Regions from separate parts of the Homo sapiens genome. Here regions 2 and 3 are each linked to region 1. The links are chromatin contacts, found by Hi-C or POLR2A ChIA-PET in ENCODE. All regions are on one chromosome and are shown on one strand. Each heading gives the region's core, a stretch centred on a gene start or an enhancer-like site at or near the end of the contact. The rest is flanking DNA. Distances are from core to core; before and after follow the strand shown. Region 1 holds the start of TRAF5 (TNF receptor associated factor 5). Region 2 overlaps HHAT (hedgehog acyltransferase). Region 3 overlaps HHAT (hedgehog acyltransferase).

Evidence for each region. Hi-C counts contacts between places; a loop is a spot of excess contacts on that map. ChIA-PET counts read pairs that join two places held with the same protein, here RNA polymerase II (POLR2A). Pooled maps may share reads with other maps.
Region 2: a loop to region 1 is called in a pooled map, with 3 times the contacts of the local background. The contact joins the enhancer-like site here to the promoter of TRAF5 in region 1. A Hi-C loop is called at or near these places in 1 of 50 pooled maps. POLR2A ChIA-PET finds 5 or more read pairs at or near these places in 3 of 52 experiments (A673, HepG2 and activated naive CD4-positive, alpha-beta T cell).
Region 3: a pooled map shows a loop between it and region 1 (2.8-fold over the local background). The contact joins the enhancer-like site here to the promoter of TRAF5 in region 1. A Hi-C loop is called at or near these places in 1 of 168 maps with a recorded cell type or tissue (B cell), 1 of 37 single-sample maps with no recorded cell type and 8 of 50 pooled maps.

Annotation. Positions count from the first base shown.
Region 1 is chr1:211,324,845-211,329,907 of GRCh38, reverse strand. TRAF5 (TNF receptor associated factor 5) reads right to left here and starts at 3,075. Exons shown (of 11, transcript NM_001033910.3): 1 at 3,019-3,075. RefSeq lists a silencer at 2,781-3,150 and enhancers at 3,211-3,600, 3,870-4,371.
Region 2 is chr1:210,372,052-210,376,934 of GRCh38, reverse strand. All of the region lies in intron 3 of HHAT (hedgehog acyltransferase), which reads right to left. It also overlaps the pseudogene RNU5A-8P. Among named protein-coding and RNA genes, the nearest start is that of HHAT, 46 kb to the right of the region's middle. RefSeq lists a silencer at 2,298-2,387 and enhancers at 2,063-2,974, 2,975-3,887. Within about 2 kb of position 2,419, at least 16 of the 41 ENCODE cell types and tissues checked have a DNase peak (open chromatin) inside an H3K27ac peak, as active enhancers do; they include A673, where a contact is called at or near this core.
Region 3 is chr1:210,330,658-210,335,440 of GRCh38, reverse strand. The region is part of intron 1 of HHAT (hedgehog acyltransferase); the gene reads right to left. Among named protein-coding and RNA genes, the nearest start is that of HHAT, 4.1 kb to the right of the region's middle. RefSeq lists an enhancer at 4,681-4,783. Within about 2 kb of position 2,465, at least 6 of the 41 ENCODE cell types and tissues checked have a DNase peak (open chromatin) inside an H3K27ac peak, as active enhancers do; they include B cell, where a contact is called at or near this core.

The DNA.
Region 1 (5,063 bases), core at 1,826-4,325:
CATGCTGGCCCACTCCTGGGTGGTGGCAGCGGCAGCAGCAGCAGAGGCCTGCCAGCTCTGAGGACTCCCTCTGCCCTGCAGCGTGTTCTCCTCTGCCCCAACACACACAGATACTCACTTGCTACACCTCTGCTGGAGCTAGAACTCCTATCCAGAATCCCAGAAAAAGCCACAACCTGGGCAGAAAAAAGCTCTTCAGAGACTGAGTCAGACACTGACCCCTGATCAGTGACAAAGGTGTCAGGCAGCTTTTGATGACTGTCTCGCTGGTTCTCTCATCCTCCTCCTGCCCAGAATCCTGGCTTCCTTTAATTAAGATACTATGGGAAAAACACAGGAATTGGAGAAAGAAGACTTGGGATTAGGTCCTGCCCCATCCCTACATGCTGTGAGGTCTTTCAAATCACTTCTGAGCCTCAGCTTGCAACCAGGTAAAGTGGAAGGAATAGCATGTGCCTCTCCCTTCTCCTGAGGAGGTAGTGAGAAGTTAATCAGATGAGATGGGCTTCTCGTAAGCTGTACAGTGTTATTCTAATTTCTGGATTTAAGCAAGTCCTGCTGGGAGCTCAACCTCTCTCTGCCAAGCCTACCCAGCACTTGTTCCTGGCAGCTCAGACCCCAAGGGAGACGTACCCTGAATGAATTCAATTCGATTCAGCAAACATCTGTTTAGGCCTACTCTATGCCAGGTTCCAAGACACACATGAAAACAGACAAGGGTCTTGCCCGGAGTTTGCCTGGCTAGGCAGAGCTAACAGAGTGGATGTCTGTTCTTGTGGTGGTTAGGCCAGAGTCTCCAGCAGAACTTGCTCCATGTTGCTGGGGACAGACCACAGAGGCATTATCAGAATCTGGGTCCCCTTGCTGACCCCTCAGACGGAGGAAGAGGTGGGCAGATATGGCTCTCTGAGAAGCCAGGGTGAGGGGCCTGGAGCAGGGGAACAAGACACCTCAATGCTCTGATCCTGGTCCAGCAGTGGAGCTCAGGGAGCTATTTACCGCCTCAGTGCTTCACCCTCACAATCTGAGAGATGTAGAGAATAAGCCTGCTCTAACTCATGAGGGCGTCATGGAGGACGAAATGAGAACAAAACGACAAGAACAAAGAGAAAATGCTTTGCAAAGGAACGAGCTTTACAAACAAATAATTATTTTTCCTTCAAGGTCCTCCCCAGTAAAGCTGAGCTAATCAGAGGAGGTTTGTCTAAGTACTGAGGTGCCTTTCCCACTGCAAGCCTAACAAGACTGACTCTGAGGCATCTAGCTCCCCGACTGTGCAAATCATCCCCACTGAAACATCCCAGTCCCTATCGTCAGGACGTTCAGTGGACGGCAGCTCTTTTCCACACTCTTTCCATCGCCCTACTACCCAAGTCCAGCGGGCTTGCTGCTGACAGAGGGAAATACCACCATCCTACCCTGCCCGTCACAACAGGCCTCTCAGCCCAGAGGCCGTGGGAGAAGTCGCCTTCTCCATCACTTCCCATGTTCCAGATGCTGGCTCAGACACTTTCTCCTGCCTCTGTCCAGGAGCCAGGGATCTGAGAGGTGATCCATTCCATAGAGTTACAACAAAAACAGTAACTGTAACAAAATCAAAAACCTTTACAGAAGCTAGGCGTTTTCCACTTCCATCTTACATCCATCGTTCCTGCAGCAATTTCTGTCTTTCTAGTTCAAATTAGAGTTAGGGATGGAAGTGTTTCCACCCAAACCATCAATTACATTAACACCCCTGTTTTCAGCTTTGTGAGTACATAAGGCAGAGCAGCTGCACTGGGATTTGAGAGTTCCTAGCCCAGCCTTTTGCTGCCTAAAATTATCTCGCACACACCCAAAACTGTTCTATTTCCAGAAATGGTTCAACTAATTTCTTTGCATCTCAGGTCTTCCAGAGCCCTTTTAAAATGCAAGTATCTCTGGAGGAAATAACCATATTCCACTGGCCCCAGCCCAGTTCTCACACAGCACCTGCCCAATAAATATTTACAGAATTAAACTGGTTACCAGATGCCTATCCTCACAGGAGGTGGGTCAGAGCCCAAGGCTATGGAGGGTGGGGGCTGCAGGGGCAGCCCTGGCAGGGAGCCTCGCCTGGTTTCACCAACCTCAATGCTCGCCTGAGGCAGCTCTGCCTGCCACAGCGAGATAACTGAGTTCTCATGAAAGTAAATCTGAAATACCCAAATATGGAAACTTAGCAGAAGGAGGCCGAATGAGCAGAGAAAGTCGGCCAGCCAGAGTGGCCCAGTGGGACCCGCAGCAAGAGCGTGGCCCCGAAAATTCTCAGAACCACCAAGACCCTGCAGAACAGGAACAAAGTGGAGACCATCTGGTACGGAGAACTCAGAATCTGCGAATTCTCTGGGTGCCTCTGGGCAACTCCTTCCACCTCTCGGAGCTTTGGTTTGCGTCAAGGTTCCTTAGAGCTCGCCTTCTGGGGGAGGGGGGTAGCTGCTTTCTAAAGGAAGACGCGCAAACGAACAGCTGGTAGAGGCTTCCATTCCTTGCAATCCTGAAGTTTCATTCTGGAGTTGCTTTGATTGGAAAGCCCTGCAAAGGTGGAGAGGGTGCCTTCGGGTGCGGAAGGGGGCCAGGGCCTGGTTTGCAGTGCGGATGTGCGGGACGTGCCTGAAAGTCCTCCCCGCCAGTGCACCCCGACGGAACCTGGCCCCTCCGGTCCACAGCCGCCCTCTGGACCAGCTCCCCAGCTTTGGACCCCCAGTCTCCGCCCTCGCCACACCTCTCCCCGGCTAAGAAACCCGCTCCGCACCGCTCCCGCTGTCCCCGGGCCGTCGGCGGTCACCTGCCCCGCCGGTCTCCCGCAAGCCCGGGCCCCTCCGCCTCCCCCGGCCCAGCCGCCGCCTCGCGCCCTCCCCGCCGGTCGGGGACCGGCCGGACGCCAGCAGGCGCTTTCGGTTTCAAAGTAACTGGGACGAGATGAAAAGCGCTCGTCGGTGTCCCCACCCCGGCCCTTCCGTCGCGAGGGTGCCCAGGGCGGCGACCCGCCGGACTCACGTGGGGCTCGGCGCGCGGGCTCCGCGAGGCCGGTCTGCAGGCGCGGCTGCTGCTCCTGGCTGCGGCCGGCGGCGGCGGCGAAGCGGAGGCGAGGCCTGGGGCGGGGCCGGGGCGCGGGCGGAGGGGCGCGGGCGGGCGCAGGGGAAGAGCGGACGCGCAGGAAGGGGTCGGGAGGAGGCTGAGACCGTCATCCAGGCGGTTGGAAAGCTAACCTACCCGCTTCAGAACCGTTAGTATCTACAAGTCCAGTCATCTGATTTCCCTCACGTGCGTCTGAATTGTGGCCGTCTTGCTCTTCCGTCAGGCACAACAAGGCTCAGCCCGTCCTCTCCTGTGTTGACCCATTTGCTCAAGGCCTTGCTTGAGATCTGGCTCAAATCAGTCCTTCCTGGACTTTCCTTCAGGGTAGCACAAATTTGCCAGCCCTCCTCTTGCTGTTGGCCTAACACCAGCAATCTCTGAGAGTTGTAGAGCTCCCCGGTTGGCTTCCCAAACATCTCCTGTGGTCCTCAAAACAAGCTGGTGAAGTAGGCCTGGTCATCCCCATTTTACAGATGAGCTGTCTGAGGGCCAGAGCAGCAACGTGGAGTGACGTACCCAAGGTTAGACACGCTCAGCAAGCTCTGCAGCTGGAACTTGAATCCAGGTCTGCTGTCTGCCTGTCTCTCTCCCTCTCTCTCTCTCTATACGTATTTTTTATTTTATTTTATTTTTTGAGACGGAGTCTCGCTCTCACGCCAGGCTGGAGTGCGGTGACGCGATCTCGGCTCACTGCAACCCTGGCCTCCCAGGTTCAAGCAATTCTCCTGCCTCAGCCTCCCGAGTAGCTGGGATTACAAGCATGTGCCACCACGCCGGGCTAATTTTTGTACTTTTAGTAGAGACGGGGTTTCACCATGTTGGTCAGGCTGGTCTCATCTCTTGACCTTGTGATCCGCCTGCCTTGCCCTCCCAACAGGCGTGAGCCACCGCGCTTGGCCTGCGCACTCTTAGATACGGGCTCTTTCTTACAATATATTCTCTCCAAGGGCAATACATTCTATATAAATGAAATGGACCAAAATTCCAATTCTATCTAGATCCTTTACTTTCAGTTAGGCCACCGTGGGAAAAGTACTTAACTGCTCTGAGTTTCAGTTACCGTCCTCGTCAATAAAAGGGGAGAATAATACACACCTTGGGAGTCAAAAACTCAGATGTGCACAGGAGCTCGGCAGGAAACATACAGGAGGGAGGCAGAGGTTGTGGTCATGGAGAAAGGAGGGAGGCGCTGGTGCACTAAAGAGCAGGTGGAGGATCTAGTGGAGCAGCCACCACCCAGTGCCAGCCTATTGTTACCTGATCTCTTATTTCTCCAAAGAGCCAGAAATCCAGATCCAAACCTTTTTTGGTTGGTGAGTTAGATGAACCGCTCCGTGGGGGAGAGGCACTGGTGGGTGTTGCTTTGGGACTGTAGATCTGTCTCATAATCTTCTCATGAGAATTAAATGAGATGGCACTCCTGTACGCCTAACACAGAGTAGGTGCTTAGTGAACCCAAGTTCTCCTTCCTGTTCTGCCATACACTATACTTTCCCTCTCTTTTTGTGGGTGTGTATTTTTTGAGAGAGGTTCTCACTCTGTCACCCAGGCTGGAGTGCAGGGGCATGATCACAGCTCACTGCAGGCTGGATCTCCTGGGCTCAAGTAATTCTGCCGCTTCAGCCCCCAGAGTAGCTGGGACTACAGGCACACACCACTACGCCCACCTCCCCCAGCTCCTTTTTTTTTTTTTTTTTTTTTGAAGAGATGGAGACTTACTATGTTGCCCAGGCTGGTCTCAAACTCCTGGGTTTAAGCGATCCTCCCACCTCGACCTCCCAAAGTGCTGGGATTAAATGTGCAAGCCACTACGTCCCACCCGCTTTCTCTTACCATTGCCTGCTTCTTGCCTCTCTTCTCATTACTTCCAAGCATAATAAAGTTGATACTGTTTTTTAGAAGTTATATCTCCTTTCACTGGCTGGAACATCAGTGTCTAGTATGCATACATGCAGGTATGCTCA
Region 2 (4,883 bases), core at 1,170-3,669, 950 kb after region 1:
GGCCAATTAAAGAAAGTGTGATCTCAGAGAGAAAAAGGGAGAACTAACATTTTTGCCATCTATCTAGGGGAAGAAGAAGGGAACCCTCCATAATCCCAGCTACCACCTTTCTACTTTACACACTGCCTGAAAGACCAGGGAAACAGGTGAGCAGAACTATGCTGGAGTTCTCCCATACATCTTTACATCTGTCCCCTTTGCCCATTAGCTGCCCAAGCTGTCCAAGAGACACCTCCCCACCCAGCGCACCCCTGAACCCACCAGCCGTCACAGGCAGCCCAGGGGCCTGGGAGACTGGGAATAGAGACAGAGAAGAACGAGACCAAGGCTCACCACATCCTCAGGGCACACTGCCCCATCCTTCCCCCACAGTCCATTACTTCCACCATCTTTCTTCAGAAATCTATTTGCGTATTAATAAAATAACTCATTTATGATGCCTAAGACTTACTTTAAAACACAAGCTACAACACAGAGACGTCTGCTTTCAGACAAGATATAGTACACACATTTATCCCTATCCCTCCACTAACGACAGCTAAAACCCTTGGATGTAACATATAAAACGAATGTAAGGGGATTGTGAATGGTGAAAAGAGCAGACTGGCTAGAGAGCTCAGGGCCTAAGGAACGACAATAAGCAAAACAAAATTAAGTATTAAGTAAATGTTGATATAAATATTAACATTTACATTAATGCATTATACTTAATATATAACTTACTAGATGGGCTTAATAGCAAAAGTAGATTACATAAGAAAGAATTATTGAGCCAGGCGTGGTGGCTCATGCCTGTAATCCCAGAACTTTGGGAGGCCGAGGCAGGTGGATCACTTGAGGCCAGGAGTTCCAGACCAGCCTGGCCGATATGGCAAAACCCCCTATCTAGTAAAAATACAAAAAAAAAAAAAAAAAAAAAATTAGCTGTGCATGGTGGCACATGCCTGTAATCCCAGCTTCTTGGGAGGGTTAGAAGAATCATTTGAACCCGGGAGGCAGAGATTGCAGTGAGCCAAGATTGTGCCACTGCACTCCAGCCTGGATGACAGAGTGAGATTTTTTTTTTTTTTTAATTATTGAACCTAAGGATAGGTCAATAAAAATCACCCAATCTGAACAAGAGAGAGAAAACTGACTGAAAAAATACAGCCTCAGAGACCCTTGATATAAGAACAAAAGATCTGACATTGGTGTCATTAAATTTTCCAGAAGGAAAGAAGAAAAAATATGAGGTTAAAAATACGTTCAAAGAAATAATGGCAAAAAAAAAAGATCTCCAAATTTGGCAAAAAGCATAAACCTACAAATTCAAGAAGCTGAATAAACCCCAATCAAATTAAATACAGCAATTAAAAGACAGAGCTTGGCAGAATGGATTGCTAGAAAAAAGACCCAACTCTGGACTGTCCACAGGAATTCACTTTAAATATAATGAAATGGGGAGGTGGAAAGTTAAAAGATGAAAAAGGATATGGCATACATACATGAATCAAAAGAAAGTGGGAGTGGCTCTACCAATGGCAGATAAAGTAGACTTCAGAGAAAGAAAATCACCAGGGTCAAAAAGGGTCATTGCAGAATGATAAAAATATCTTCTCACCAATAAGATATAAGAATCCTAAATGTGTGTGTGTATATACACATACACACATACATATATATTTAAAAGCATTGTGGTTTTTCAGGGATTAGAGATGAAGAGGAGGAGGGTGAGTATGGCCATCAAAGAGGCAGCACAGAGTAGCTCTTCAAGGTTCTGTATCTTTGTCATGTTGGTGTTTACATGAATCTACACATGTGATAAAACCACATATAACTATATACATATACACAAGTAAGTGCTTGCAAAACAGGTGAAATCTGATTAAAGTCTGTGGGTTGTACTAATGTCAAGTTCCTGGGTTTGAGTTCACTATGGAAGATTCCCCACTGGGGAGCTAACCATCAGGTTCTCCTGTTAGCAACAACAGACACCAGGAACTGCTGGGGGGTGGCAGGGAGGACTGGTAAGGCCTGAAAAACTAACTACTGGGTACTGTGCTCAGTACCTGGGTGACAAGATCATTCATACCCTCAACCTCAGCGTCACACAATATACCCAGGTAATAAACTTGCACATGTACCCCTGGAATCTAAAATTAAAAGTAAGGGATTAAAAAAAAAAAAAAAAAGATTCCCCACTGGGGAAGCTCGGTAGAGGTACACAAGGCCTCTCTGTACTACTGCTGCAACTTCCTGTAAATGTGTAATTGTTTCAAAATAAGATGATGCTAAAGATAACAAATCGTACTCCAAGTCCCATTATACAAAAAGGGCTAAAACGAGTTTCCATGGTTAACCCAGGATGGGATTTAGAACTCAGCTAGCATGGCCTCTACTTCGCCCCCTAGTGGTAGCACCAAAGGCACCCGGTGAATAACAAGGTGTGGAATCTCAAGGTGATGACTCAACATCTCATTTGCATACCCATAGTACCCTGCACATAGTAAATTATTTAAAGCTTAAAAGAATATTTCTTTTGACTCAACATTTCTAACTATGGGAAGATTAAAGAATTCTTTTTGTGCAAACTGTAGGCAGTAATTCTTTTTGTGCGAACTGTAGGCACCATCGGCGTACTAGGAGTTGCGGTTACTGCAACAATGAGTTGAACTAATTTGTAGCATTACACTGGTTTCTCTTCAGATCGAATAAATCTTTCGCCTTTTACTAAAGATTTCCGTGGAGAGAAACAAATCAGTTATAAGCTAATTTTTTGTAAGCCTTGCCCTGGGGAGGCAGATCATGTTTTATAAAAAAAGACTTAAAGAGGAAAACATTATGGTGCAACTTTAGGCTTAAGTGATTCATTGTCACTGTTTGTTTAAACATTGTGTAACAGAACTTGCAAAGACAGTTAACTCTTGTTTTCCATGTCAAAGGTCTGAATACTTGCATGATAAAAGTCTGTGTAACTTTCCCTGGTGACATCTGACTTGCTAATTAGCAACATTAACATTGGAGACACAGACTGGCTTAGACAATTTGGAGACTCCCCCTTAAGTGATGGCCTTTAAGATCCTAAACTCAGCCACATAGTTGGGAGAATTTCTGGTTGCCTGTCTGCAAAAAAGCCCCAAATCCATCCTTCTCTAGATAACATTCTATTATCTATCTACCTAGTAACAAATTCAATGCAAGGTGGTGATGCAAGCTCCTTAAAGGACTCCATCAATTCCACTGATCAGCTTGGTGTAAACTGGTTTCCACTGCTTGCCTAGTAAGTGTTTAATAAACGTACACATGCCAGATAGAATTTGACCTGAGCTTTGCTTTCATTAAACCTGGGAGCAAAATCATGATGGAATAACAAACCTTCATCCATCTCGAACTTTTCGGCAGCTATTGTCATCCCTGAAAGTAGCATCAGTCAGTTCCCCACACAAAGACACCCCACTTTACATCTTCTCCCACGTGCCCCTGTGATCTCGCTCTTACCTTGCTGCTGCTGCTTAATTTCTTTTTAACAAAGGCTTATCAACTGTCATGTCATGATTTTAAAAGGTAATAACCTTTTTAAGAATGCTGACAGGCACCACTTTTAGGAAATGTACTGAGAGAAGGAAATGTTTTCCCTCCTTCCCACTTCCCCATACCTCCCCCCAAATTTCAGATCCCGCCACTATTCAACCTGCCCTAGGCTGGAATAATCCCGTCCCCCTTTCTCTCTGAGTCTTGTTATGGCACTTATATAAGTCTGAATCATGTTACAGCACTTCCATGTTTGTGTGTAAATTAACTTTAATCCACCTCTAAGGACAGTTCTTAACATTGAAAGTATCCAAATGAGGAGTCCACAAAGAGTGAGTTAGCATTTGAAGGATTCTAATCAGAAATCTACTCCCAGACATGACTACAATTCAAATAATTCCAACATGGTACCTAAAGCTGCACCTGAAAGTTTACTAGCATAAGGAATGTTAGAAATAAATATTTTAGTAATGAAAAGCATGGTGCTCAATATGTGATGGATTAAAATTTTTCTCAGGCTCTGATACCCTTGTAATAATGAAGCATGTATGTAAGAATCCCTTGAGGCCAGGTACAGTGGCTCACGCCTGTAATCCCAACACTTTGGGAGGCTGAGCCAGAAGGATCACAAAAAAAAAAAAAAACACCTCCCTTGAGCCCAGCACCCAAAGCACTGAAAGTCTAACACTCTCTTGGTCTGTGTCCTTTGCTTTAATAAGGCTCTATCCTCTAATCAGACTAGAAGGGTAACTGCTTCAGCCAGCAGAATAGAATTGCACCAGCCTCAGAAGGAACTTCCGTGCAAGATGCTTGTTGGAGTACCTAAAGACAGACAATAGAGGCTTCACAAGCTTTCAGGAACAAGTTCAATGATGGTTTTGTACTTCCCTACCTAATGAATGTTTGTACTTGTAGGAGAATTCAGTTAGACACCTTCACTGTTTAACATACCACTTGGTGGCAAGGTTGTGGGAGAGAAGACATTTAACTCCTGTCCATCTCCAAGTGACAGAAGTTACCAAGAGTAAAACCAAAGAACTTTATTTTTGTTAAACAACAAAATAGGCTTGGGTCAGTTCAAAACATAGTACTTCTATTCAAGACTCAGCTCCAATCCACCTATTCCAGAGAGTCTTCTCTGATCATTCCAAGGCTAGAAACTCTCCCAGCAATTTTTGGCTACACCGACTAGGGACAATCATACATATGGAAAACACTTTGTTAAATGGCATGCCAGGGCCAGCTTTCAGGCAGGACCCACGAGCAGGGCCAATTGTCCTGGCTGTGTACAGCTCTGGCCCTTGTTAAATACTTCACACATCAGCCATATTAAAGCTAGGGGTGTCCTCCTGGAATTCTCAAATAGAGTATAA
Region 3 (4,783 bases), core at 1,216-3,715, 990 kb after region 1:
TGCCGGGATTTTGATTGGGATTGGCCCGAATCTATAGATTTGCAGAGCAATACCTTACCCTCTGTTATTTTAAATCTAATTTCTCTCAATGCTCCAGCTTGCAAAGAGGCTTTTTTTTTTTTCATCATGAATGGGTGCTGAGTTGTATCAAATACTTTTTCTCCTTTACTTCATATATGGAGTTAAATTGCATTTGTTGACTTTCGTAGTGTTAGCCAAAGTTTACATTCCTGAAATAAATCCAACTTGGTCATGATTTATTATCCTTTTTATAGATTGCTAGATTTGACTTACCATATTTAAGACTTATGTGTCTGTCTTTATGAGCATTTGGCCTATAATTTTCTTGTAATATCCTTATCAATTTTTAGTAACAAGATTGTGCTGGCCTCATAAATGCAACCGGAAAGTGGTTCCTCTTTAATTTTCTTAAATGTTTGGAAGTTTCACTAGTAAAGCCATCTGGGCCTGAAAATTTTGCTATGGAAAGGTTTTTAACTACAAATTCAATGTTTTTGGTAGATATAGGACTACTCATTTTTTCTAGTTTTTGTGTCTTTGGTAATATATTTTATTGGAAAAACCTGTCAATTTCATCTGAATTTTCAAATGTATTACCATGAAATCGTTCATAACATCTTAAGAGCTTCTGTCTGTGGGATATGTGATAGTAGTTCATTTTTCTTCCCTGACACTAATAACATCATCTACCACTAAGGTTCATTTCTATTCGCAAAAAAAAAAATAAAAATAAAAATAAAAAAATAAAAAGGTAGGGTGTATACACTATATGACATACATCCACTATTTCAGGAATATTCTCCAACCATATTACCCACAGAAGGAGCAGGGCAGGTAGATTATATAAACAATCCAGCAATCCCCTCTCAAAAGCTTTCATCAAACAGAAACAACTGTGAACCCGGGCTAAAAAGGGGAAAACTAACTGAAGGAGAAGGAAACTGCTATCAGTAATGCACTAACAGGCTGGGTGTGGTGGCTCATGCCTGTAATCCCACCATTTTGGGAGGCTGAGGTGGGCAGACGACTTGAGCCCAGGAGTTTGAGACCAGCCTGGGCGACATGGCGAAATCCCTTCTCTGCTAAAAATACAAAAATTAGCCAGGAATGGTGTTGCATGCCAGTAGCCCCAGCTGCTCAGCAGGCTGAGGTGGGAGCCTGGGAAGTTGAGGCTGCAGTGAGCTGTGATCCAGCCTGGGAAACACAGGAAGACCCTTTCTCAAAAAAAAAAAAAAAAAAAATGACACGCTAAAGTGGCCAGCAAGTACTTAGATGAAAAACAACCACTAAGTAGGGTTGTATGTAACCCAGGATCCCCAGCCCTCCACTCCCAAGGTGTCCATAGAGAGAATTCAGGGGGACATGAGCTCAAATATCTTTATTTTCATGAATTTCTGGCTGAAAATTAGCATTTCATTGGATTATAGATGTGGACAACGACTCACAGTAGTAAGAGCAGTTCCAGCCAGATGTAATGGCTCACACCTGTAATTCCAGCACTTTGGGAGGCCAAGGTGGGCAGATCACTTCAAGCCAGGAGTTCAAGACCAGCCTGGCCAACATGGCAAAACCCTGTCTCTACTAAAACTACAAAATTAGCCAGGCACGGTGGTGAACATCTGTAATCCCAGCTACTGGGGTGGGTGAGGCATGAGAATTGCTTGAACTCGGGAGGCGAAGGTTGCAGTGAGCCGAGATCATGCCACTGCACTCCATCCTGTGTGACATAGTGAGACGCTGTCTCAGAAAAAAAAAAAAATCATAGTAGTAAAAGCAGCTCTGACGAATGTCACCAGTAAAAGTCAGATACTTTCATACTACTGTGTAGCCTTTGAAAATACTACAAAATACCATTTACATGGGCATCACTACTTTGAAATTACAGGAGTTACTTGCTACTGCACTGAATTTTGTTACTTACTGCATTGATAAAGAAGTACATATACTCATACATTTGGAGCTTTTTTAGTTTTTTCATTTTATTATTATTTTTTAAGAGACAGGGTCTCACTCTGTCATGCAGGCTAGAGTGCAGTGGCCTGATCATAGCTCACTGCAGCCTTGACCTCCTGGGCTCAAGTGATCCTTCCTCCTCAGCCTCCCAAGTAGTTGGGACTACAAGTGATGCTAGCACTGGGGAGTGGCTGCAAATACAAATTAGCATTAAGAGGGAGGTTTGACTACACAGAGACCATAATAAATCAATTGCTTGCAGACTCATATCAAAATCCTATCAGTGAGTGTCAAGTAACAAGTAGCTTAATGCTGCCTGGTGGCAGGCTTTATAGTGGCAAGTGAGTTGATGTACTTCCATCGTACAGCTGCATCTGTGGGCAGGCTTTCAGTCAGAATCCGACACTTATTTTAGTCCACTCATGGCCCGCCCATTATTTACCACTTCCAGGTGTGCCTGTTTCCTGCACTGCACATTTGTCTCAGTCACAGTTTTGGTAAGCCCACAAGCTAACCCTAGCCGAAATGAGTAAAAAACAAACATCACTGGTAAGCTTCTTTGAAAAGGGGGAAGACCCAATGATGAGACAGAAGACTGTAAGATTGCCAACAAAAAGCAAGCTGCATTTAAAAGAAAATACCAGGAGTCATACTCAAATTACAGGTTCATTGCAACAGGTGACTCACATTCTCCAAGCCCACTTTGTGTAATATGTGGCCACTGGCTATCCAATGAAGCCATGAAACCTTCAAAACTGCTTCACCACATGGAGACCAAGCACCCTGCATTAAAAGACAAGGCTTCGGAGTTTTTCAAAAGAAAAAACATAAGCACAAAGAACAGAAGCAATTATTGAAGGCTACCATTTCATCAAATGTGTCTGCAATGAGAGTATCATTCTTAGTGGCTAACCGTATTGCTAAAGCTAAGAAGCCCTTTACTATTGGTGAAGAGTAAACTAGGCGAATTGAAATAGCAGCGGATATTGAGGCACAATTGGTAGAGAGGATTAATGAGTCACTGCGGTACGCAATCTGGGTTGACTAGTCTACCAGTGTTGACAAGGCAACAATGCTTGTTTTTTTGTGATACAGTTTTCAGGAGGATATACATGAAGATGTTAGGTGCACGAGGATATGTCACTTGCACTTTTGTTGCTAACCAACACCACAGCTGCACAACTATTCAAGTCTTTGAATGATTACCTATCAGAAAAACCGAATTGGTCCTTTTGGGTAGTATGTGCTTGGGCAGAGCGACTGCTACGACTGGTTTCACTACTCGGGCCAAAGAGGTCACTTCTGAATGTGAGTCTATGCACTGTGACATCCATAGAGAAGTGTTGGCTAGCCAAAAAATGTCACCTGAACTTAAGAACATTTTGCAGGATGTGATTAAAATTATCAACCACATTAAAGTACATGCCCTTAACTCACATCTGTTCACACAGCTCTGTGAGATGGACATAGAGCACACACATCTTTTATACACAGAAGTGGGATGGCTTTCTAAAGATAGATCACTGGCCGGAGTTTGAGTTATGAGGGCCACTCCAGAGATTTCTTCTAGAAAAGTAGTCACCACTGGCAGCACATTTCATAGAAGGGGTTACAAAACTTGCTTACTTGCTTACCTCCTCAATGAACTCCATCTGTCCCTTCAGGGGAGAACTGTGTTCAAGTCGGCAGATAAGTGGCTGCACTCAAAACCAAACTGGAATTATTGCGGCGACAAGTGAACACTGGGATTTCTGACACGTTTCAAACATTAGCAGAGATTTTGAAAGAGACTAAGCCAGGGCCTTCTCTCTCCCAGCTGGTGCATGATCACCTATCTCAGCTTTCAAAAGAGTTTGAGCATTACTTCCCAACTACAAAAGACACCCGAACTGGGAAGGATCCTAGATCCATTTGTGAATAAGCCAGGTGAATTGACTTTGTCCATGCTAGAAGAGGACCAACTGTTTGAGATAGCAAATGACCGGGCCCTAGAAGTATGTTTAAGACAACTTCAAATATCCATACATTCTGGATTAAAGTCAAGGCAAAGTATCCTGAAATTGCCACAAAAGCACCGAAAAGCCTGCTTCCATTTCCAACATCCTATCTTTGTGAAGCAGGGTCTTCTGCAGTGACAGCAACCAAAATGAGACTATGAAGTAGGCTGGACATAAGCAAACACACTTTGGGTGTCAATGTCTACCAACACACCCCCCCAGATGGGACTGCCTAGTTGCAGAAAAACAAGCTCAGGGGTCCCACTGATTCTACTCTATGGTGAGTTGTATTCATATTACAATGTAATAATAATAGAAATAAAGTCCACAATAAATGTAATGCAGGTGGGGCATGGTGATTCACACCTGTAATCCCAGCACTTTGGGAGGCCAAGGAGAGGATGGCTTGAGCTCAGGAGTTCGAGCTCAGGAATTTGAGACCAGCCTGGTTGACATGGTGAAATCCTGTCTCTACTAAAAATACAAAAATTAGCCAGATGTGGTGTCGCATGCCTGTAAGCTACTCCGGAGGCTGAGGCACGAGAATTGCTTGATCCCCAGAGGTGGAGGTTGCAGTGAGCCAGTATCGTGCCACTGCACTCCAGCCTGGGTGACCCAGCGAGACTCTTGTCTCAAAACAAATAAATAAAATAAATGTAACGTGCTTGAATTATCCCAACACCATCCCCCTTCCCCCAGTCCATGAAAAACTTATTGTCCATGAAACCGGTCCTTGGTGCCAAAAAGGTTGGGGACCACTGCTTTAGGGAACATTCCCCCTGGGCCAGGTCCTAAGCTGGAAGCAGGGGGTG